Linked DNA regions of Mus musculus: region 1 is linked to region 2. The links are chromatin loops, found by intact Hi-C in ENCODE. Cell type or tissue: heart. All regions are shown on one strand. Links, peaks and the distances in the headings refer to the core of each region. The heading gives the core; the rest is flanking DNA. Region 1 overlaps Mgat5 (mannoside acetylglucosaminyltransferase 5). Region 2 holds the start of Mgat5 (mannoside acetylglucosaminyltransferase 5).

The links. Hi-C counts contacts between places; a loop is a spot of excess contacts. Peaks named below come from ENCODE experiments on the same cell type or tissue, not always from the same donor. Only the 100,000 strongest peaks of a DNase experiment are listed, where the experiment ranks them.
Region 1: it touches region 2 in a loop (2.7-fold over the local background); 9 of 42 quality-filtered maps call a loop at or near these places.

Annotation. Positions count from the first base shown.
Region 1 is chr1:127,307,397-127,319,752 of GRCm38, forward strand. All of the region lies in intron 3 of Mgat5 (mannoside acetylglucosaminyltransferase 5), which reads left to right. Among named protein-coding and RNA genes, the nearest start is that of Gm51747, 13 kb to the left of the region's middle. In heart, for the core only: a CTCF peak has its summit at 7,435; no DNase peak of the experiment used is centred there; H3K27ac peaks cover 752 bases.
Region 2 is chr1:127,200,446-127,212,801 of GRCm38, forward strand. Mgat5 (mannoside acetylglucosaminyltransferase 5) reads left to right here and starts at 4,541. Exons shown (of 18, transcript NM_145128.3): 1 at 4,541-4,982. In heart, for the core only: CTCF peaks have their summits at 2,969 (motif pointing right) and 4,837; DNase peaks (open chromatin) are centred at 4,496, 4,826 and 5,776; H3K4me3 peaks cover 2,699 bases; H3K27ac peaks cover 2,220 bases.

The DNA of each region.
Region 1 (12,356 bases), core at 2,686-10,685, 110 kb after region 2:
CCTTACACTTGTCCAACAAGCCCTTTAACCCACAGAGCCAACTCCCCAGCCCATAGCTGTATTTCTAGAAAGGTAAAGCTGTACCCTTTGTGGGACTCCTATATACACAGACACCCCAGACCTGCCACTCAGAGCACCAGAGCTCTCTCTGGCTTGCATTTATAGCCAGTCCCCACTCTGTCAACTTATTTCTAGGTTCTGCTCACAGGAGTGTGTTCAGAGAGTGCAAACAAACATTTTCATTATCTGTCCTTAAACAAAATGTAATTAGCTCCAGTGGGGAGGAGGATGTCTCGGATGCCGTTAAGGTCAGTGTTGAGCTAATGAACTGCCCCGAACCATTAATGTTTGATTTTCCAGACTTTATTGCTTTTGTCTTTAACTGTGCTCAACTCATTGCTCATTTCAGGAACCTCGTGTTTTTGAAAATAACACACGAGGGCTGGAAATAGTGCTTAGCTTGCCTGGCATGCTTGGTTGGATCTGGGCATGGCGGCACATGCCTGAAACCCCAGCATGGTGGTGCTATTGGCAGGAAGATCAGATGTTCAGGGCCATCCTCATCTACCTAGGATGTTTGATGTTGGCCTGGCTATATGAGGCACTATACACACACAAACACACACACACACACACACACACACACACACACATATAACTTTAGATATATATAAAATGATGTATGTGAAATTTATCTTCCTTTTTTAGTAAGAGCTATGCTTAATTTAGAAAAAAATTGAAGGCAGGAAAACAAAAGAGAAAAATCACATAAAAGTGTCCTCTGAGCAATATACACAATTAGCATTTAGTGTATAACTTTGCAATAGATTTTTTTCTGTCTTATTCATTATTATTATTATTGTTGTCATCTGTGCATTTCCATTCATGTTTCTGTGTGCATGCACCACTGCACACAGTGGAGCCCAGAGGGCAGCCTTTAGGAGCTGGTTCCCTCTTTCCACCACACAGGGATGGAACTCTGGTCTGGCTTGCATGGCAAGTGCCTGTACTCACTGAGCCATCTCGCATGACCCAGACGGTGCCAGAGTGCACATACTGACACTTAAAATAAACATCGCAAGTGGAATTCGGGCCATAGCGTCGTAGAGATTCTGCTTCCAGGATGTGCTGTGGTCACAGAGGGTTCCGAATGACCTGGTTTTCTAGGGGGTGAGCTCTTGTTAGTTGTCAAAGGGGAAATGGAGCCATCAAACCCAGTCTTCAGTGGGTCTAGTGTTTGCTGTAGATGGCATGCTGGGATGGTGTAGGAGAGCTAGTGCTCTGCTTTGCAGCCTAGTCAAAAATATGCCCTCAGTTAGAACACATGAAACTGTAGGCTTAGTTTGCGCAGCTGGAGTACAGACACAGGGACTCATATGTGCCGCAGAAACTTGGCTCTAAAGTGTATGTGTCTATGAAGAGACGGGCGCTACAGCTCGGGGACTCCGATGTTCTTTCTCAGTTCTTAGGACATGAATCCTTAGGTCACACTGTCTGCTTTTGATGTATCTCTTCAACATTTATCAGCAGTAATGTGGGGGATGGCTCAGTTGGTAAAGGGCTTGCCAAGCAACCCCGAGGACCTGAGTTTGATTCCCCAGCAGCCGTGTAAAAAGTCAGTGTTACTAGGCACTGGCTTTTCACACGTCTGAATAAAATGCCTTTTTAAATGTAATGTATTAAAGCCATGAAGCTCTGTTTTGTGTGCCACTGTCCAACCACCAACACTAGGTACCCAACACTAGGTACACAAGACAAATGACTCATTGACTTGACCTATACGGTCTATCGGTCTCAGAGATCAGTTACCACCAGAGAGAACAGAATAGCACGAAATGTTAGTGTTGAATAAGTGTGATGTGACCCTGTGGTAGATGCTGTCTTAAAGGTTTTAATTCTACATTAATTACGTTCGTCAGGAAGGACAGCAACTTAGCAGGTGTTTCCTCTAAATACAGTTTATCAAACTTTTTTCATAGGCAAGACCAACACGTTATGTATTTATAGACTTGTGGTTTTACCAGTTGTCTTTATCATGTGTTGCTAAATAACGTATTCCAGAGAAACGAGCGAGTGTGTGTGTGTGTGTGTGTGTGTGTGTGTGTGTGTGTGGTGGGATATGTAATATAAAGGGAAACCAGGAAATTGATTACAAAAGGGCCTGAGGACCTGTTTTCAACCCCCAGAAACCATGTTAAAAAAAATCCAAGCATAGTTGGTGTGCTTGTTATAATCCCAGCACTCGGGAGGCACTGGCTGGCTGACTAAGCATACTTCCTGAGCTCTAGATCAGTGGGCGACCCTTTGTCAACCAAAAACAAACAAGGTGGATGGTGTTTGAAGAATGACAGTTGAGGGTATTCTCTGGCTTTCTCCACATGCACATAGGTGTGCACATGCAGGTGTACACACACACACACACACACACACACACACACACACACCTGTCTCAGTCTTGTGTTGGAATTCCCACCGTGTGCTTGTCGTCACAGGACAGAGCCTAGCCGAGTGGTTTTTGGAGCTGAGTTTCTAGAACTTACTAGAATGTGTGTGTTTGAGGTATTTGGGACCATCCTATGGTGCGGTCTACTGAGACAGGGTTTCCTGGTTCTGTTGCTGATTTAGGTTAGATAAATCTACTTCGGTACAACTTTACTTACATGGTATTTTAATTTTCTTCTGTTGCTGTTTTGGTCATAAGTTGCACTCTGACCGAAGGCAGCTTAGGGAAGGGAAGAATTTATTTGACTTACACTTCCAGCTCAGAGTCCAGTCTATCGTTGAGGAAAGTGGAGGCAGGAACCTGGGTGAAGGAACCATGAAAGAACACTGCTTGCTTGGTCACTCCCTGACTTGATGTGGTTCCCTCGTGGACTTCTGCTTAGGTGGCTTAATTATACAGTTTAGGACCACCTGCTCGAGAGAAGAGGGAGGGGAGAAGGGAGAGGGATGGGCTGTTTCAGTTTGACCCTTAAAGGTTACACATAGTACACATAGTATAAGCTTTTAACAGAAGATAACAGTAACCTCTCCCTAGTTTTGACAAAGATGATGATAATAAATATATTCTAAAGTAGATAATTGGTATGTTTATTTGGTTTTTGCGTCTTGAGTTTAGCAACCTCCCTGTTTCTTTGGCTTGGGATTTTACACACTGGCACCTAAGTAGCAGGGTGGTGTTAGCAAGGTGTGATCTAGTGCTAGTCCTGAGAAATCTAGAGAGACATCCAAGTGACCCCAACCTCTCCTTGAATTTGCCACCACTGGTGACATTGACAGGTAGGCAGCTCTGGTGGGTGGAGGCAGGAAGATCAGGAATTCAGAGTCATTTTGGCTACACGGGAATTTGGGGGGTCAGCCTGAGCTCCTGGAGATCCTGTCTCAGGTAAGATACTAAAATTCTGGGATGTTGGGTGGCTTAGCTGGGCTGTGTGGGTCATCTATTTGCAGACTCTTCATTATCTGCCACAGACACAGACCATGTTTGATGGGCTGCCAAGATATTTGCCCTAAAAGAATGAACAATCGGTCCTACGTGTTCAGTATCTGTGTTTAGCTTAAAAGGATCCTATTAGTTGTCTGAAATAAAAATTTCAAGAATGAAGGAATTTGGTAGGAGTAAAGGGGAAATGGGGGGGGGGAGATGGGGTATGTGTCAAAATGACTAAAATATATTATGTACATGTATGAAATTGTCAGAGTATAGGAAAGTGACAAGCCTCTCCTTCCATTCCCACATGGGAAGGGTCAGAGGATCTTGCTATGCTATAAGTAGAACTTTGGTGTTGGACGAATTTTAATAGTTGATTTTTTTTAAGTGATTCCTACTTCGTTATAATCCCGTTTGTAGACCTTAGAACAGTGTTGAGCAAGGTTTGGCCTATGGGCTAAATTCAGACTGCTGCTTATTGGTATAAATAAAGTTTTGTTGGAACATGGCCACTCTCAAGATTCAATTACTTAGAAACATGGTGACACCAACAGTCATTTCACACAACTGAAACTTCTGAAACCTTCCAAATTGTTCCTTCTCCAGTCACCATAGCCCATTCTCTGGTCACGCCCACTAGGGACTCAGCAACTACCCAGGATTCTTTTGATGCGAGAAAGTCAGCGACTTACAGCTTGTGGTTGAATCCTCCTTGCTGCCCAATTTTGTAAAGAAAACTTAGGAGAATACGAGTGTCCCAGTCACTGGAGGAGACGGATGAGGCTATATCCAAGGACAAACCTTCAGGCCCCAGCCTAGTCCATTGTTAGCTTAACACAAAATATGTATGTGACAGAAATATTATCCCCATGTCAGCAACCTTTGCAGTACAGGTTATTTGTTCTGGAATTCTTGATTTGCACATGACAGTTTTTCCTGTCTTTCTATCTTGCTTCGGTTTTTTAAGGAATAAGGAACAGAAAGCAGAATGAAGAGAGACTTCTGAACTCCTTTTGGGACTTGGTCATTCAAATGTGTTGCTGGAACGTCCCCAGCAGCCTGTGTGGAACAGTGGGGCATTCATCCTTGGGGTGCAGGAGTGTGGGCTCCTACCTTCCAGCCACACCTGCTTACCTCAGGCCAGCACAGTTTGGGCTGGGCCTGTCTGGGCTCATAGCTGCTGTCATTCACGCCAGTCAATGCTGTTCTTGTTTCTGAGGTGACCCAATCTTTCTCGGGCTGCTTGACCCACATTCCCAACCCTGGTGGTTCTCTCTTACTTAAGGCCAGACCTGGGCCACTTCCGTGCTCTCATTTTGATAAATTAAGAACAGTGAAATCCTCTCTGCAGTCCAGCTACACCTTAGTGACCCTGTCTCGTCCTCCTGCCTCACTGGACACTGGCGTACTTTACTCCAGAGACATTCCTAGTTCAGACTAACACAGCCGTGCACCTCTCCTAGCTCACTCCCACCCACAGACCACTTTCCTGGTCTCTCTTGGCCTCTAGGTTCTGTCGCCTGTTATGTCTGGATTCTGCTGGCTTCTGTCTGCTGTGCTTTGTTAAAGTCCCAAACTGTTCATTTGACTGGCTCTCATCCTTAGAGACTGGCTTGTTGTTAGGGTCCATCTGGTGTGTCCTAAGCAGCTTTCGTGTTTATGGTGGAAGAAGGATTCTTCTACTCCTGTCGATGCCCTGCCCTTCATAAAAGCGGGGGAATGTCAGGGAGTAATCACTTCTTCCATGAATTAAATGGTAGAGGGGATTTGGTTTATAAAAAAAATAAAAGTCCAGGAGGGGCCAAAGAGATGGCTCGGCAATTAAGTTTTCTGTTCTTCCAACATCCTCACTTGGTGGCTTAGAACCATCTGTAACCCCAGCTCCAGAGGATCCAGGGTCTCACTCTGGCCTCTGAAGACACCTGCACTCAAGTATACATACCTATACCTACACACACACACACACACACACACACACACACACACACACACACACACACGCATGCATGCACACGCACGTGCACACACAGAGGCACCTTTAAAATAAAAATCCCCAAGGGACTTCTTTGCCTTGAGTGGTGAGAGAAGCCACCTCTCCTGGTGTATCTCTTAATTAATGTATTTGAATTATCATACAGACTATTAGGTTTCATTATGATAGTTTCAAAGTTTGGTTTTGATGGTTTTCCTTCCCTCTTTTCTTCCTCATTCGTCTGTTTCCCTTTGTCCCTCCCATCCCCCATCCCACAGCCTCCTTTCTGCCTTCAGGTCCCCTATGTCTCTTGCCCTTCCCCACCCTCAACACCTTCTCCCCTTCCACGATCCTCTTTCCAGTTTCATAGCCTACACTCATTTGCACACATTCTCTCTCTCTCTCTCTCTCTCTCTCTCTCTGTGTGTGTGTGTGTCTGTCTCTTCACATATACACATACATTAATACATACACACACAGAACTCACACATATACATTAAAAGTTAGGCTCTGTATTTGGGGGCAGACGTAGTATTTGTCTTTCTGAGTCTGCATCACCTCACTTAATACAGTAATATCCAGATCCACTTACTGTCCCACGATTTCCACATTTCTTTATAGCTTAATGAATGAAATCTCCTTGTGTATGTATGCCTTGTTTTCATTATCTATTTATGGGTTGATGGGCATCTAATAAACAGGGCCATACAAGTGTCTCTGTGGTCCTGGGATAGAGTCCTGGGAGTGTCTGTGTAGCTAAAGGACAAAGGGGAGAAGTTTGGGCAGAGCATACACTGCAGGAGACAGATGTGCACTGGGGATACTGGAGGGCTCACGTGCTGTGAGGTACAAAACCCAGTGCGAATGTTTGGAGGAGAGGGTGCTGTGGAAATGAATGCTGGAGGCGCCTCTGGCACCCCTTGGAGGGCTGCATGGTGGTGGCAGTGAGGTGAAGGAGTCAGCTCTGGGCTTTGGTCAGCAGTCTGCACGGAGCAGCCCTGAGTGTTTTGGGCTGGTGCTGCCTCTTCAGCCTGGATATGTATATCTAGGATGTTGGCTCCACCCTGCACTGCTCAGCCCCAGATGACTTCTGAGCTGCATATAAGAGCTCTTACAAGGCTTCTCTTTCCATTGTCCTAGGAGAAAAAAAAAAAAAAAAGGTGAAACGAATTTGCATGTCTTGAAAAGTGCCCCCTCCCTTTTGCCTTCTTGCCTCTATTGTTACAAATAAGACCCAGGGAACTGTCAGTGAGGGCTAGGACTTTTGTGGACTCTCCTGGGAAACCGCCATGCTAGAAGCAGATAGTCCCTGCCCTTGCAGGAAAACTACATTGTTACTGCAGCAAGACCAAGAGGAGGAGGATAGGCTGCAGGGCTTGTCTCAGGAGACCTTGTTCTTTCTCCAAGGATGCAGTTTACGGAAGGACTGCTTGGCACCCTGGGAACCTAAAAATGGACCTCTTTGGAGGCTTGGGGCGTTTCCTGCTGTGCTGTGCTGGACATTCGGCAGCACAGTTGTGTCAAAGGGAGGCCAAGCTCTGGAGTACATCAGCCCAGTATGAAGATTGAGGAGGCAGCCAGCATGGGGTGTGTGTGTGTGTGTGTGTGTGTGTGTGTATGTGTGTGTGTGTGTGTGTATAGGGCCCGCCCTTCTCCTTATTGTGGAGCCTTTTCTCCCACACTGGGCTTGAGGAAGGAATGCATCTCAGGGCCCTTCTCCTTACCTGGTGTTGAGAGCCCGCCACGGTCCTGTCTCTTTTCACTCTTCTCAGAACAAGCCCGACAGAACTCATACCACAGTGATCCAGGCCTCAGGAGTTCCCGGCTCATCTCACTCTTGTTCTGGGTCTTGGATGAGTGATCTCCAATGATCTGGCTTCTGTATCTTCTTTCCTCCCTCCTTGCTCATTCTCAGTTTGAGAAGTCTGCCAGACGTCCTCACAGGAGGGCCTCACCACCTTGGTTCTCCTCCTTCCTAACTTCAGGCCACCTAACAGCAGGAATTCCCTGTTCTCACGGGCCATCCTCCTCCCCCGTGTGGACAGACAGCAAACATTCCTGGCCTCTGTTTCCAGGCTTTGCCAGCACATAGTAGGAGCTAGGATGAAGAGTGGCATCCCACCCCTCCTCACCACAGGCTCTGTGTCTGTGTGGTGTTCCGCAGCTGGGCTGACTTTGAGAATCACAGCCCTGTTTTTAGCAAGGCAGGAAGTGGAAGGGATTCCATGTAGACTCCACATCCAGGATGCTCCAAGTAGTTATTATGGGTGATCTTGATACGGCAACTGTTTATGTCAAAAGCCCATAGAGACCGTTTCCATGTGGGTTGGGAGATGAGCCTGTTCCATGCCAGATGTGTGACTCTGGGCAAGCGACGATCCTCAGGATGTAGTGGGTGTGACCTCTCTGAAGCTCATGGCACAGCTACAGGGATCAGAGGGGACAGCATTTATCCCCACACCAAACTGGGTGGGAAACATTTATTAGTGTTACTCAATTGGTTACCTAGTGGCCAGGGCTCGGATGTTCAACCTTTGGATTCTGTGTGTGCCCTAGTTTCTGTTGCTGTGAAAAACCACTGAGACCAAAAGCAACTTAGGGGAGGAAAGGATTTATTTCAGGTACAGGTTACAGTTCGTCATTAGAGGAACTGGACTTTAAAAACTAAGAGGCTGCCTAGCGTAGCATTCAGAGAGCTTTCGGTTTAAGCACTACCACATGCGGAGAAAAAAAAAAAAAAAGCAAACAACAACCACCCCCCCCAAACCAAACAAGACCAAAGCAGAAACACCCCAAATTAAAATACCAAACAGATATGGTGGTGCTCATCTGCCACCCTAGCACTAGAAGGCACAGGCAGGAGGATAAGGAGTCCACCGTCATCCTTGGTGCTATAGGCTGCGGAGAGAGTTGAGGGCAACGTGGACCACATGAGACCCTGTGTCGGGAAAAATCGATCGAGCAGAACAGGGTGTGCCACTGAGACGCTCCTGAGAGGTTCCTCTCCCTTGATATTAAAGCCGTCTTCTGAGAGTAGAGAGCACTGTACTGCCTGCAAATTTAAAATGGCATCACTTTATGCTTATGTGACCTGAAGATGGCGTGAAATTTTGTAGAAAATTGAGAGCATATGAGGAAATATAGAAAATGAAAGCTTCGGTTCTAGATTCAGATCTTACCAGTGATAACAAAGTTTACTTCTTGCCCGCCTTTCTTTCCTTTCCTCTAAGGGCTCATGTGTCTCAAGCAGGCCTAGAATCCACTGTGGAGCCAAGGATGACTTGTGCTTCTGATTCTCTTGCCTCTGTGTCCTGGATGCTGGCATTACAGGCGTGCACCGATGAACCTAGGTCCTATGGTGCTGGGGCCCCGCCCAGGGCTTTGCGCATATAGGCAAGCTGTCTACCAACTCAGCCACATTCACAGCCCTCCTCCAGTCTTTTATAAGTGCTGGTGTGTGTGTGTCTGTGTGTGTGTGTGTGTGTTTGTGTGTAGACAAATGTATACATGTGCATGCTCCTTTTTAGAAATCGGGGTGGTATTTATATACAACAGAAAGCTTGCCTTTGTGGTGTTTTTTTCTTGCTGTTAAGTCATTTGGTAGCCACATCGTTATCAACCTCATATGAATTGCCATTGGCAGTAAACACAGATGATGCGGCAAAGCCAGTATCTGCCTAGTGGTCTAGCTTACAGATTGGATAAAGTAACCCAGTCTTTCTCCTGCAGTGTTTGACTCTTTCCCAGCTCTCCTCTGATATAAATAACAACTATTCTCACACACACACACACACACACACACACACACACACACACACGAGACTATATTGTCTTTCCATGGAAAGGTCATTTTAAAATTAATTTTAAGACATGTAAGTGATGGGACTTGACATTCCCAGCAGCCGATGGCTATAGGGGGCCGAAGTTAATTCTCTTTTCATTAACACCTTCCTTACTCATTAGTGCCCTGTCTTTGCCTATTCTCTGCTGCTGTGAGCGAGGCTGCTCAGCAGCTCTCGTCCATGTTCTGTCTCTCGGGGCAGCCTTGGCAGAAAGGGATTTGAGATAGGAGCCAAGCAGAGAAGGAAATTATCATTGGCAGTTTGGATGTCAGTCCTTGGCTCATTGCATATGCACTTCTGTGTGGTTGAAACATGGTCACTGTCCCTCGCAGGTGAACTGCAAGCCTTGGCCTTGCCCAGAACCTTTGGCTGACTTTTACAGATCCTTCTTAAAATGGGGCCTGGTAATGCCACAGAAGAGTATGTTGAGTACTCTGGGTCTTAACTCTGCTCGTGTTTTGTTGCTCCTGTCCCCCCTACCCCCACTCTGTGTGTGTGTGTGTGTGTGTGTGTGTGTGTGTGCTCGCGTGTGCGTGCATGCTTTTCTAAGTACATACCATGGCATACATGTAGAAATCAGAGGACAGCCTTGGGGGATGTTCTCTTCATCCTTGTTTGAGGCAGCATGTCTTTCTCGCCAGGCCAATCAGTTGGGCTTCCCAGGATCCTCTTGTCTCTCCCTCCTGTCCTGAAGCAGTAAGTGGACCCCAAGGAGTGCTTGGCCCAGGGCAGATGGGGTCAGGGGAAGGAGAGCTCCCATATACAGCCTTTCTTGGTAATTTCTCAAATATTGATTGGTTTGATGAGGGAAATCATGGCTTGCCAATCTCTCCTGAGGATCTAGGTCATGCGCCTGAGAACCCTCATCTACCAGCAGAGCCCTTCTTCTGAGGGCCCTTCCTGGACACCAAGTTGACCTCAGTTGACCTAATGTACAACCCCTGCTCACAGAGGTACAGAGAGATGTGCCTTTTCAGTACCAGGGATCCTGGTAGCCAACATTAACCCGCACAAAGAAACAGCTCTGCTAACTCCGTCACCACCCTGATCTTGGTTGAGCCTTCTCGTTCTTTCTACCGTGTGTTGTCATGGCTTCCTGGAAATGACAACTTCCAGATGCTCTGAGGGTGCCTGGTCCGCTGCCGTCTAATTGATCTCAGCACTAACCTGAGAGTTCCAGGCTTGAAAAGCAGCGCTCCCTTCCCCAGAGGGTGTTCTAAATGTCCTCGACCACCCGTTCTCTTCCTTATTGTGTACTGTGAATTGTAGGAACATGGGAAATTTGGGTAGTAATGTTGGGCTTCAATTTTTACCACCAAGACTTAGGAAATACGAAGAAAAAAATTAATGTTCATTAGTAATTAGAAACTGTAATCCTGCTGAGGACACATCTTACTGCTACTATAACCATAAAACACCATGATAAATATAAAAATATGCTAGAAAATGGAAGGAATATTTGTGTCCTAATTTTCTTATTAAACTCCATCAGAACTACCCTGCATCACACAGTATCCTTAAATAAATGGGGCTTACCATTAAATGTAACATAGCCTAATATCCCGCCGTTTGCTTAAAACTGCAATAAAGCTGTTAGCAGTTTTTACACCTTTTTAAAAAGGTGAGAAATGCTTTTATCACCTGGGAAGCTATAATTTATTTGAGGACAATTGTTTGTTCTTGTAGGTGATAGTTGATCTGTTTTGTTAATTTGCTCATATAAAGCATATTCATTGAGTGCCGCAGTGTGGTGGGCACTGTGTGTATTTGTAAAAATAGAGGCCAGGCTTTGCATCCTCTTTGTGTAGTCTGTCCCCACCCCTACCCAATCTGTCTGTCTGTCTCCCCCTCTTCCTCTTCCCTTCTTTCCCCTCCTCTTCCTCTTTCCCATCTCTCTCGTTTCTTGTTGTTTGTTTAGTATTTCTTCACGTGTGTGTGTGTGTGTGTGCTACATGAGCGTACGTGCCTGTGGGGTTCAGAAAAGGATGCCAGATCTTTTGGAGCTAGAGGTTCCGGTGGTTGTGAGCTGCCCAGTGTGGGTGTGGACAACCAAACTAGGCTTCCTCTGCAAGAGCAAAGTGTGCCCTTAACCACTGAACAATCTCTCCAGCCCCATCTCCTCGGTGCTTGTTTCTTCTTTGTATGTTGTTGCTTTAGGGCCTCCTCACTGCCTTGTATCCCATAATGCAGGGTGGTTCCCACACTGAGTGTTCTCACAGACTGCCCGTGCTCATTACAGGCTCATGTGTGTCCCAAGGAGCTTGTTTCTTGACCCAGGTGAAGCTTGGTGGAAATGTCTAATCTAAGAGAGGGACTCCACTCTTTCAATGTAAGCGCCACAAAGGAATGTCCTTAGCCTTTAGAATACAACCTCATCCTTACTAGTTTAATAAATATTTGTGAACAGTGGTGACTCTAGTTGTTTTCCCAAATCTGATTATAGTTAAGGTCAGGTTCTCCAGCATGGCTCTGAACATAGAATTATCCCTGTCAATAACCAATAAAAATAAATCCCTTTTTTAAAAATTAAATTGTCCAGGAATATATGAGAGAAGTGTTCTGCTGGCCCCATGGCTTACAGAGGAGCCAGTGGCTAGCTGCTGGGAGAGGGACAATCATACTCCTTTGAGAATATGCGTGCCCATTGTAGCTAGGCAACCCCACACCCATGCACATATAAAGAGGGGGGAGGGAGGGAGGGAGAGAAAGAGAGAAAGAGAGGAGGAGACATGAAGTTATGTTGTGTTGGGGGATACAACCTAAAGAGTTGGAGGGGAGGAAGAGTGTGTGGATATGGTCATATGTCATTGCATACATGAGTGAAATCCTAAAAGAATAATAAAAATGTTGAGGCCCAGTGGTGTGGTTCATTTGGTAGGAGGCTTGCCTAGCCACATCCAACCCCAGTTCCACATAAAGAGATGGCACACACCTGTAATCTCAGCCCTCAGGTGGTAGAGGCAGGAGGATCAGGAGTTCCAGGCCATTATTGACTATGTAGTAAGTGCAAAACTAGCCTGGAGTTCCTTAGACCCTATATCAAATAGGGAAAAAAAAAGATCTAAATAGAATATGCTAGAGAGTAAAAATAACAGTGCCCTTCATTCTGAAG
Region 2 (12,356 bases), core at 1,466-9,465:
TGTCCCATGAGCTGGCATAACAATAAACATAATTAGGAAACAATGGACTTGACTATGCAGACAAAGCCTGCTTACTGTGTTCATAACTGAGTCTATGTGATTGAATTTAGGTCGGCAGGTTTGGCTGCAAGATCCAATTCCCACAGTCTCACTGGCTGAATTATTCCTTCGTGAAGCTGTTCAACTCCACACTGCTACCTTCATCCCATAGTCCTCATAGTCCTTAGTCTCTGCTTGGTTTCCCTAAAATTTTAATCTAGATTAAATCAATTCATAATCTAATAATTTTCTATGGTGCTGGGGGTTGAACATAGAACCTTATATTTACTCTACCACCAAGCCATATCCCTGACCGTGAGTTTAATGAACTTTAGCTACGGTAGACCAAATGTTACATACAAAATCTTTAATTATGTTTTGATTTCCCTTTTGTTTCTAGGGACTGAACCCAGCACTTCAAGCATGCAAGGAAAATGCTGTATCATTGAGCTATATTCCTGCCCCACAAAACCTTTCTTCTGTTTCAATGCTCAGCTTTAATCAAACTAGATGACCCTTCCTTGTTTAAATCTGTTTCCCAAGAGCTTGTACCTCTTGATTCAAATGTCTATCATTCAGCTACCTAATTAAAAATAACTAGGACCTCTTTGGACTTATTTAAGGAGGTGAGGGATTTATTCAAAAGAAAGATGGGCATTGCCTCAGTAGCTTGCATCTTTAAACAGCTCCCAAAGCCATAGCACAAGCACTTGTAAGGTACCACCACCTCAGCATCCCATCACACACTAGCATGTGCACTTTAGCAACTGGGCATCACTGACTTGTCAAACACAGCCATCCACCTTTCCCAGGCACACAGTAGATAATCCCTTCAGGCGGGAAGGTGGCTTAAGCCCAAGCAGGAAAAAAGCATTGTTGTTGAGATAACAGTGGTAGGTACTTCACAGAGCCCTGATCTAAGACAGAGGCAGATTTGACATTTTATGACCACAATTGTTATTTGCTTGAACTGTCTTTAGGCCAGTTTCAATAGGTTTATGTATACCACCTATACTTTAGGATCTCACAAGTTCTTTAGAGTAGTTCCTGTTCCACTCTTCATCTCTTCTTGGTTTTCTAATATGGGCAGCAGGGCATCAAAGATTCCAGGCCTCAGGGATAAGATGGTTTCAGATTCAGTAATGGCTAGGATCCTTAGCAATAGTGCTTCTGTGAGGGAGTGTCATTTACTTTTTCTAGATCTATAAAATGGACACAGTACGCTCTGTCCCATGAAATGTTACAACAATAAATAAAATTCACACAGAGAGGCTAGGAGACAATAGAGTCGACTATGTGGACAAAGCCTGTTTACTGTGTTGATAACTGAGCAATCATCTACCATATGGTACCTGGAACAAATATACAGGCAGACATGGAACAATATAATTTAAAATGACTTGGCAACAGGCACTGGTAATGACACGGAAAAAAAAATCGGAAGACATTTGATACCTGTAGCACTCTGTTCTCTCAGAGTAACAACCACTGAGCTCACTGAGGCAGCTGTGACTCCTAACAAGAGACCCTTGAGAGCAGGCCTTTTGACTGTTGAGGATCTCTCATAGAAAGAGGAGGTGAAGGGGGAGGGGTCACTGGACCCTCATTTGAGGTTCCTATCACCCTCTTCTGAATCTTCCAACAGGATGTATTGGTGTGTATATGTGTAGTGTGCCAACTGGTTTTTATTGTCAACTTGATGATACATCCTAAGAGTAGGGAACCTCAACTGAGGAATTGCCTGGACTGGGTTGGACGTTGTCACATACTTGAGAGATTGTCTTGATTAATGAATGATATGGGAAGGCCAAACCCACAGCGGGGCAGCACCAACCCTGGGTAACATGGGCCTATGATCAAGCCAGAGAGCTCGGCAGCAAGCAGTGTTCCTCCATGGTCTTGAGTTCCTACCCTGACTTCCCTCTGTAATGATTTGCAACCTGGAAGTATAAGCCAAATGAGCTCTTTCCTACAAAGCTGTATTTGCTCATGGCATTAGTCATAGCAATAAGAGGAAACTAGAATTCTGCCCCAATTGCACAGGGCCCTGTGGTCTTGGGAGACACCAGGGTATATAGATTAGATTCACCGAAGGGTTAATATACGCAGACTAGATAACTTCGAGGAAGTCACCGTCCAGGCTGGGGTGTGGCTGATTTGAGATCAACTTTTTTTATTGGTTCTGGGGATGAACTAGCCACCACTAGTTCATTTTGCCACCACTGTCCTCTCTGCAAGGAAGAGTCCCTTTTGCAATTATTCAGATAGTATATTCAGTCCCTTGGTATGTACATGTTCCTGTGGAGGTCAGAGGTCAACCTTAGGTGTTATTTCATAGATGCCCACTTTATTTATTGAGGCAGGTTCACTTACTTTTACCTGGAACCCTCCAAGTTGGCTATGCTTGCTGGCCAGCAAGCTACAGGGATCCATCTGTCTCCTGGGCCCCAGTGCTGGGATTACAAGCATGCTCCACAAAGCCTGGTTCTTTACATATGGGTTCTAGGGATGGAATTCAGGTCTTCCTGATCACACAAGCAAGCACTCTACTGACTGAAGCATCTCCCCAGCTCCAGTAAATTAATGCTTTTACTCTATCGAAAGAACAATTGAAGTAATATTAATTTCTCCCTAAGAACATGCAATATATTTATGTAAATGAAAAGAATAGATAAGAGAGATTATGCATATGTGTACATATGAATTTACTATTTTACTTATATCATATTTTATTTCTTTATATATGTATGTGCTTTGGGTTAAAGAATCTGAAATAACTATATAGAATATCCTCTATAAAGTTTAAGTGATGAATGTCTTTCAGACAACCAGGTTGGTACAGTTAGGAACGGTCTGGTCCATGGGACTTGGCTTTCTAAAGAATCTATTATGATTATAATCTATAACCAGCACAGAAAGTCCTGGCCACCAGATGTCACCATTTTTCTTGAGACACTTTTTTTGGCTTGCAAGGAAGAATGCCTCAGAATATTCCTAGGGTTTCCAGAAAAGCTCATCCTGTGCACCCCAATTTCCTCGGTGTCCTTGGACCCCACTTGGACTGTCTCTGACACCTGGAAGCTCTTCTGATCCAGAAGTAGCCCAGCCTCTTCCTCCAGGTGGATGTTAAAGAAGGGCTGATTTCATTTGTGTACATTCCCAGGGTGCTCCAAGCAGGAGACAACACCACAGGTGTGTTCTATGAAGGACCTGGGTGTCAAGAGCTCTTACTCACTGGCTGTGTAGCCGAGAGGGCTACTTCACAAAACGCAGAAGAGGAACTAAATTGTTTCTAGTGTTAAAAAAAAAAATCCAAAATTCTATAATCCCCAGGTTTAAAATAATTCTGCCGGGGATGTGGAGGGGGGCAAGTTAGGGTGAAATTAGCCTAAGAACGGAGCTGTGAAACAAGGTTGAAGAAATTCTGCAGGATAAACCCTTCTACTGTAACTGGATATAGCGATGGCTCACAGGAGCAGAACTTCCTGTCATTTACACCCCGGGTAATCCATCAGTCCACCCTCCTTCCATTCCAGACAACACTTAACCAGGATCTATAATGCTCCGTGATGTAAATGCACGGCCAGCTCCCTGGAGGGTGGCCGATTGAATATTGCTTGCTAGTCAGTGTTTCATTGTGGTGCCCTCAGGGCAGGAGATGTGTTTTATTTCTGTTTGAATTTACAAGAGTACGGTGTTAAGCTGTCCAGGCTGCTCATAAAACGCAGACTGAGCAGAGAAAAAGAAGCACATTAGAAAAATTGTGTGCCTACTGTGTACCAGTCACTGCCAAACCCTTTACAAATATTTCATTACATTTTCACAATAATGTCATGGAGCAGCCGTTATTGCCCTCATTAATAGAGCCGCTAAGAGGATCCGGATAAATGACTTGCTCAGGGTCACCAAAGCCAAGGGTGTGATGCTTGTAATTCCTGTACTCAGGAGATGGAGGCAAGAAGATCCAGAGTTCGAGGGTATGCTCTGTTAAAAGCAAGTTCATCGAGGCCAGTCTGGGTTAGGTAAGACTGCACCACCCCCCCCCCCCCCCATCACAAAATAAACAAATACAAATCTGTTCAGTTAAAAAAAAAAAGACACGGGACAGAAATTCCTACTGTTTTTGCCAATCTACTCTATAAAGTATAAAAATGGAGCTCAGGGCGTTTGTTAAAAGTTGGCAAGACCCCCTAAACAGTTGAGCCCGCCATCTCCTCCCCACTGGTTTCACTCCTGAAAGGTCCCTGTCCTGAGGAGGCCCAGAGACCATCACTCTGGAGAATGCACTGTATGTAACAGTAATTGTACCCTGCCCCTGACCTTGCTAGAGTATTATTTACTCAGCTCCCTCGGTCTAGCTCTCTGCCTGTTTCTCCTTGGGCTGCGGAATGGAGCGGCTTCAAGTCCTCCTGTACAGGGTCTAGAGTTTGCAGACGATCCCCGAGAAGCCGAGGCGTTCCGAATTGGCTGAGCGCTCTGCCGGGGTGGGCGGGGAATTTGCGGAACGTCCGTGGCCCGGAATCCCTTTGCCTTGGAGAGCGGCGCGAGCCTAGAAGCTGAGAGAAGTTGGGTAGGTCGATCCGGGAAGGGTAGCAGAAACCTCGAAAAGATCTCCTAACCATTCTGTCCTGATCGTTTGGACTCAGGAGGAACGTCCCTGCTTGCGTCTAGGGGCGGAAGGTGGACGCGCTGCGCACGGCCCCGACAGGGCTGGTAGTTTTCAGACCGTCCCTGCCGAGGCCCGCTCGCCCGGCAGCCCTGCGGCTCCCGCGGTGGCGGCGGCGGCCCCAGGCTCGATCTAGCCCAGGTAGCCGCATCTCAGTCTCAGGGGGCGCTCTGACCCCGCTCCTGGCTGTGCCTGGGACCTCTGTTCCTGGAGCAAGGCTGCTGGAGAGTGAACCCGACTGCTACTGATGGTGCTTCTGCTGCTCCCCTACTAGCAGGTAAGAGCTGCTGCAGGGTCGAGCGATCGATTCAGAAGCTCGCCATCCCCCTTCGGGGAGATGCACGGACTGTGGATCGCGGGGGGACGCGTGGGGGATGTTAGGGGAGATGAGGCAGCCCTTATCCGGCCCAACGCTGACACCGGGGGCTGCGTGGGTGGATGTTCTGGCCGTGTTTGATTTGGGACGGGGGTGGGAACCCCAGAGTACAACCGAGGGACCCGCTTGGAGGGTCCACCACCTGCTCAGAGGCATCCCCTCTCATGGGACCCCGAAGATCTTCTCTAGCCTCTGAGGCTTTTAGGCTTCCAAGGAACTGTCCAGAAGGGGCTCGGGTGGCGTGGGCTGGAGGCGAGAAGCTGAGATTGGCATTTTGGACGCTGGGACCGCGATGAAACCAGAAACCAGGATGCCAGCGTGGGCCGGGCTAGGGTCCTGGGGATCCGAGAGCTCAGCGTGAGATGTGCCTTGAGCCAGTTGGAAGGAAGAATGAAGAGTGGGACCCCAGGTCCCTGGGGAGAAGGGATATAAAGATCCAAAGCTCCAGGCTGAAAGGTCAAGAAGACCCTTCGTAACCTAGAGAGCCTTAGGGACAGCCCGCCCCGGCCGCGATCCTGCCGGCGTGCACCCACGACTGGGAGATGGCAGAGGCTGCGGGATGTAAGGGCGACACCCGCGTACACACTCCCCCAGAGCATGCTCAGTGCGGTCCTGGGAACTTCCTGCCGAGTCGCCAGGCCAGCCTCTTTGGTCCCCTTTGGGGCCGCAGCTCGCTAAATTGGGGGTAGGGGGTGTGCGAGTGGGGAATCTCTGTACCCTCTTGTTCACCCTTTCTCGTCCCTCGGCCTCTGCCTGGCCTGTGACGGGCACCAGGGTTCTGCTTTCCAGAGCCACTCTGGCCTCTGGAGACGGGGGCGTGGATGTCATACCCTTGCTCCCTGAGGGTGGAAGACCAGAGGCCTGGTGACGCGTCGGTCTGCCAGGTGGACCCACTCTCAGGGAACGCAGGGCGCTCAGTCGCGCCCATTTACTCTGTGATGGGAGCAGGTTGGGTGGAAGGGGGTGTGTGAGCCCGACAACATTCGCGCGCTCCCAGTCGATGTCACACACAAAGCCACCGCAGGGAAAGAGGGAAGGGGTGGCGCTTGTATTTTTTTGTTCAGTGGCTTTTGGAGCACTCTTGAGCTGTGTGTGTGTGTGCCTGTGCGCGCGTGTGTGTGTGTGTAAGTGTGTAAGTGTAAGACCCAGAGGATGCCTTCTGATTTGCTGAGGTTGCCTGGTCTGGATCTAGAGCTCAGTAATTCCTGGCAGTAGTTTCCAGGCCTCGGCTTGGTGTTTGAATCTGGTCCTGGGTGCCTCTGGGGCTGTGAAGTTGGGAAGCAGCAAACTGAGGTTTGTGTGGGTTTTCCCGTGTAATGGCAAAGTCACATCTGTAACTACACTTGGATATAAGGTTAGATCAAATTCGAATCTACCGAGTTCTAAGTGGAAAGCAAGTTCGTTAACTGACCTATCTCTAGTTTGTTGTCAAGACCGGTGGGATCCACCACCCTGGACTTGTGGGAGACCCTTTGTCCCTGAAACAGAGCTCTATCTCAGTCAAGAAAGTCAAACCATCTCATACCTGTCTTCTACGAATTTTCCCACCCTCCCTTAGTTCCTCTAAATCATTTTGTGGCTGTCGCTCAGTGCTGAGATGGGAAGGCTTAAGTCTGATTCTGTTAGGATCAGAACAAAGCTCTCCCCTTTAGAGGACATTTTAGTTTTTCTTCTGTTTACAATTTAATGTCCATATGATAAACTTACTTGATGTAGAGCTCTGGAAATAGCGAGAAGGGGTGAATGGGGCTATAGTGACCTGAGTACCCTTTTTAGGGACAGAGAAAAGGAGGAAGTGTCTGTCCCCAGCAACTGCCTGTGGCCCAGTTGAATGTCTGGGCAAAAGGCTTGAGTCATGTCTTTCCTGTGTCGGCCTGCCGTCCTAGTATGGGACATTTGAGACTAGAGTTAGTAGGATAGGAGTCTACATGGGCTTAGAGCTTTGTAACTATCAGAATGACTCTGTGTGTGTGTGTGTGTGTGTCCGTCCGTCCTTGCATATGGAGGTCAGAGAACAACCTCAGCTGTCATTCCTCAGATTCTGTGTATCATGAGTTTTTGAAACAGGGTCTCTCACTGGTCTGGTACTAGGTGGGTAGGCTGGTCTGACTGGTCTGTGAGCTTCAGGGGTCCGTCTGTCTCCACCTCCATAGCACTGAGATTATAACTCTATGTTATTGTGCCTTGCTTTTTAAAAAAATGTAAAATGTGTGTGTGTGTGTGTTCGTGTGTATGTGTCAGTGTGTGTGTCCGTGTGTCCGTGTGTGTGTGTGTGTGTGTGTGTGTGTGTACATATAAGTAGGACAGCCTCAAGCATCAGTCCTTGCCTTCAATCTTGTCTGAGACAAGACAAGCTCTTGTTTCTGAGGCTCATGTTAGCCAAGACCTAGCTGAGTTCTGAAGCTCCTGTCTCTGTCCCTCATCTTTCCACAGGAGTGCTAGGATTATAGACACTGGTGTCCAGCTTTATATGGGTGATGGAGATTGAAACTTGGGTCTTTAAGCTTGTCTAGCAGGTGATTTAACCATTGAGCTATCTACCTGTACCTGCCTGGCTTCTTAGGAATGTATGTTCCAGTGGTCAAGCTCAGGTCTTAATGCTTGCAAATGTTTTCCTCAATGAGGCCTCTCCCCAGTTCCCCCACCAGCTGGATTTAAGGTAACCTGAGATGGCAGGAGCATCCGTCCTTTCTCTGAGTGTGGTTGTCTCTGTGAGCTCCAGTGGCTGTCACAGCAGAGCTCGCTGGGCCTTTGGATCTTCTCCTGAGCCGCGTACACATTTCCAGTGCTTTGTGTGTAGAAGTGTGAACACTGTGCTCATTATATAGTCACACATCCGAATGCATTTTTATACAGAACATGTGCATATGGATGCGCATCCGCAGTGTTCCCAGAGAGGAGCTGGAAGGGACCCCAAGAGATGAGAGCAAGTCAGACTTCCTTTCTTCCCATTTGGCTTCCCTGGTTTCAAAAGAACCCATCAGCCATGTGCTCTGCGGGCCTCCTAAGCATGGAAATGTCATAGTCGTCTGTGATCACAGTTGAGGAGCTTGTCCCAGAAGAGTAGCTGTTCACTATTTCCTTATGTAATTTTGCCATTTTCTCCCCCTTTCTCCCTCTCCTTCCCCCTTCCCCTTCTTCCATCCCCCTCTCCATTTCGTTTGTGTGTGAGAGAGAGAGAGAGAGACAGACAGACAGACAGATAGACAGACTGACAGACATAGACACAGACAGAGAGTCATACATAGACACAGAGACAGATGGATGGACAGACTGACAGACAGACTGACAGAGGTGTCTGTGTAGAGGTCAGAAGACAACCTTGGGTGTTGTTCTTCAGGCACCATCCACTTCCTGATTTTATGACTCTCTTACTAGCCTGGAACCCAGTAATTAGGTTAGGCTGGCCTAGCCATCGAGCCTTGGGATCTATCCTACTCTTTCTCCCTAGTGCTGGGATTACAAGTGTACACTGCAGTATCATTGTCTCTTTTAACCTGTGTCCTGGAGGCCAAATGCAGGTCACCATGCTTGCATGGGAAATACATCATGATTGGGGGGGGGGGGGTCCTGTGTCACCTCAGAGTCCCATCAGGGGAAGGGGGTAGTTGGTATTTCAGAAATGTCCATAAAGTCACTAAGGTCAGTCATCAGGAAAATTTGGTACTCTTTGTCACCATTCTGCATCCTCACAGGCAGCCTTGCTCCCGAGAGATTTAAAGAGCACTGGGCCTGGAGTTATTTCTTACAACTTGTCCTGGGTGGGGGATGTGGCTGGTCATCAGAGGGACAGGCAAACCTGTGCTGTTAGCCTTGTCTCAGGGGTTGCTTTAATGACCATAAGGTTTAGGAAAGGAATTTCTGGTGCTGGAGGAATAATGTAATGAACAGCCTTGATGGGAGTGTATAAATGTCAGAATCCAGGCATTAGAAGAGGGAAGAAATCGTTTTTATAGGGAGAGTGGAATTAGCCATCTGGGTGACAGTTCAGAGGTTTGAGTGGGAGACAAATGTTTGGAACCTGTCAGTGCAGGTTTTACCAGACTACTGCTTTTAGAGTTAATGACTGCTTTGAAGTAGAGTCACTCGGAATAGCCAGAAGAGAGGGCTAAACTCTTACATTTCTATTTTTGAATAGAGTAAGGATTGGCCCATCCTTTGAAGTTTTGTATAGTTTTGGGGTTTTTTGGTTTTTGGTTTTTTTTTTTTTTTTTTTTTTGGTCTTATGTAGCCCAGGCTGGCCTGAAGCTCACTGTGTGGTCTAGATGAGAGCTGAGTTCCTGATTTTTATGCCTCCGTATCCCAAGTGTTAGAAATATAGGCATGGGTTTACACTACACTAGGGTTATAAAATGCCTAATCTAGGTCATATCTCTATACTGTTTAATATCATTGTGTTCATGTTGATAACCTACCTTTCTCTCTCTCTCTCTCCCCCCTCTTCCTGCCCCCCTCCCTACCTCTCTCTCTGTCTGTGTATGTGTGTGGTGTGTGTGGTATGGTGCATGTGTGTTTGTGTGTTTTTGTGTGTGTGATGTATATGTCTGTGTGATTGTGTGTAGTATGTGTCTATGTCTATGTATGTATGTGGTGTGTGTGGTATGTATATGTGTGTGCTATATGTGTGTTTGCGTATTTTTGTGTGTGTGTGATGTATATGTGTGTGTGTGGGGGTGTATGCATATGTATGTTCGTGTGTTCCTGTGTGTCCCGGTAGAGGCCCCGGGGTTGATGTCAGTCAGGTGTCTTTCTCAGTTATTCCATACCTTATTTCTGAGACGATCTTTTACTGGAGTTCACGGACTGAGCCACGCTGGTTTACCTGTAAGTCACATCCCTGTTGGTGTGCACCTGTGGCCTCTGCTGGGGATCTGAACTCAGTTCTTATGCCTGTGCAGTAGACAGTCTATTGAGTCATCCCCAATAGGATTAGCATTTATCTAGCATCCTCTGTGAGCCATGGCCAGACCTGATGCTGGGGATGAAGATGCTCCTCCTCTGCATGACCTTCTCACAGGTAGTCATGACCGCTTACGGTGCAGATGCGGACAATAGTTCTTGGGAAGCTGCCAAGACAAGGTCCCAGGAGCCTTGGCATTGTGACCATGTCCTCAGCCAGGAGAGTAAGGAGTTCTGCTGTGTGTTTGGACATTTAAGCTGCTTGCTTGCTTTCTTTCTTTCTTTCTTTCTTTCTTTCTTTCTTTCTTTTTCTTTTTAAAGTCAATTCCAGTTTAATTTTTTAGTCCCTGACTTGGTCCTAAGAAGGCTGTATGCGCTGGGGAGGGTTCATAGGAATTGTTTAATTTCTTAAGAACCTCACAGCACCTTTGTCTAAGTTACAAACCCCTAGAGTGAAAACAGGGCCTTCCTTCTGGAACTCTGTAGTCCCCAAAATCTAGGCAGGCAAAGGCAATCAGGGCAATAAGCCATTTCATCTTGTGTCCGTGGGTGCACATTTACGTTTGTCCTGGACCCTGTGCATATGTGGAGGTCAGCAGTCCATGTCAGATGTCTTCTTCAATTGCTCTGCAGCTTTGTTTTGTTTTGTTTTGTTTTGTTTTGTTTTTGAGACAGGGTATCTTACTGATCATCTACACTGGCTGGCCAGCGGGCCCCAGGGTTCCTTCTGCCTCTGCCTCCCTAGCCCTGGGATTATAGATGTGGGTTTCTGGGACTGGCTTTTTGTGTACTTGCCAACAATTCAAACTCAGGTCTTTTTTTTTTTTTTTTTTTTTGTGGCAGACACTTAGGAATTGAGCCATCCCTCCCTGCCTCTTAATCCCTGGGTTTGATGGGTATAGTTGCCCTTGTGAACCGGTACTGTCTGTCGCTTTCAATGCCAGGACTATATTAATGCCTCCTGGACGACACTGGAGTGGCTACTTACAGGACTGCTAAAGAGTCTTTTTGTTCTGCTGCCCATGAGCTTAGGAAAGAGATATGCTCCCACATACCTGATTACCAGTAAGAGTTGCTTTACCTGAGCTGTGGGTGGGGGTCCATGTTTGTAATCCCAACATTTAGCAGTTACAGGTAGGGAGATTATTGCAAGTTCAAGGCCACCCTGGTCTACACAGCTAGTTAGCTAGTTTGATACCAGATAGGGCTATACTGCAAGCTTCTGCCTCAATGTTCTAAGGCATTTTTGCATATGAGCAAAAGTTCTCTTGTGGGCCCCCACCCTGTCACCCCCAGTCATTTCTCACTGGTATCAAGCATGTGGCCTTATAATGGCTAAGAATATGGCCCAATACAAACCGTTGACTTACTTGAAACATCTTTTTTTTGTTTGTTTGGTTTTTTTTGTTTTTTTGTTTTTTTGTTTTTTAAATTCAGTTGCCTGACTTTGTAGATGACAACACCATGTTTTGATGTCAGAAGATTGGACATGCCTGCTGGCAAAGCATCTGCCTGGCATGCATATGGCCCAGAGTCTAATTTTCAGCACTGCAGAAAAAGAAAAGCGTTATTACCCCCTCTCCCAACACCCCATCCCCACTCGTGTGTGTGTGTGTGTGTGTGTGTGTGTGTGTGTGAGAGAGAGAGAGAGAGAGAGAGAGAGAGAGAGAGGCACCTGAGCTCCTTAGTTGTAGTTGTGCACACATAGTGCATGCAGGCCCTGCCGTGCTATGCTGGTCTAAAATACCTTTTGTATGGTCTGCCCATTTGGTTCAGTCAGTAAAGGTACCTGTTGCTAGACCTGATAACCTGAGTTCAATCCCTGGGCTCCACGCAGTGGAAGGAGAAGAATGGTTTGGGTGATTGTCACAGAGATTGTGTGTGTTCGTGGATAGTGAGGGATGAATGCGAAGGGTAATGGGGATCATGGGATCATCAGCTGGGCTGGGCTCAGCGGGCAGAGTGCTTACCGCCGTGCAGGAAGGAAGCCTTGGGTTCATTTCCTAGCACTGCATAATAACTGGGCATGGTGGTGCACACCTGTGGTCTCAATGCTCACCTCAGAAGGTGGAGGAGTGAGAACCTCATCTACGTAGTGTGGTTAGGGACAGCCTGAGCAATGTGAGGCCACATTCCAGAAAAACAAAACAAAACAAAACAAAACAAAAGTAATAATAAAGCTCAGAGTCCCATTGATGAAAAATCTACGTTCCACAGTTGCCACTATGTACTTCTTTTGGTTGGAGTCATTTAATTCCTCTTGTAACCCTGAGACAGACTCTAATGTTCTTCCCGGTGTATAATAGACACAGGGAAATTATAATATTGTAAGACCAGACACTCTAGTCAGGAGAACAGATCCAGAGCCCATGTGAG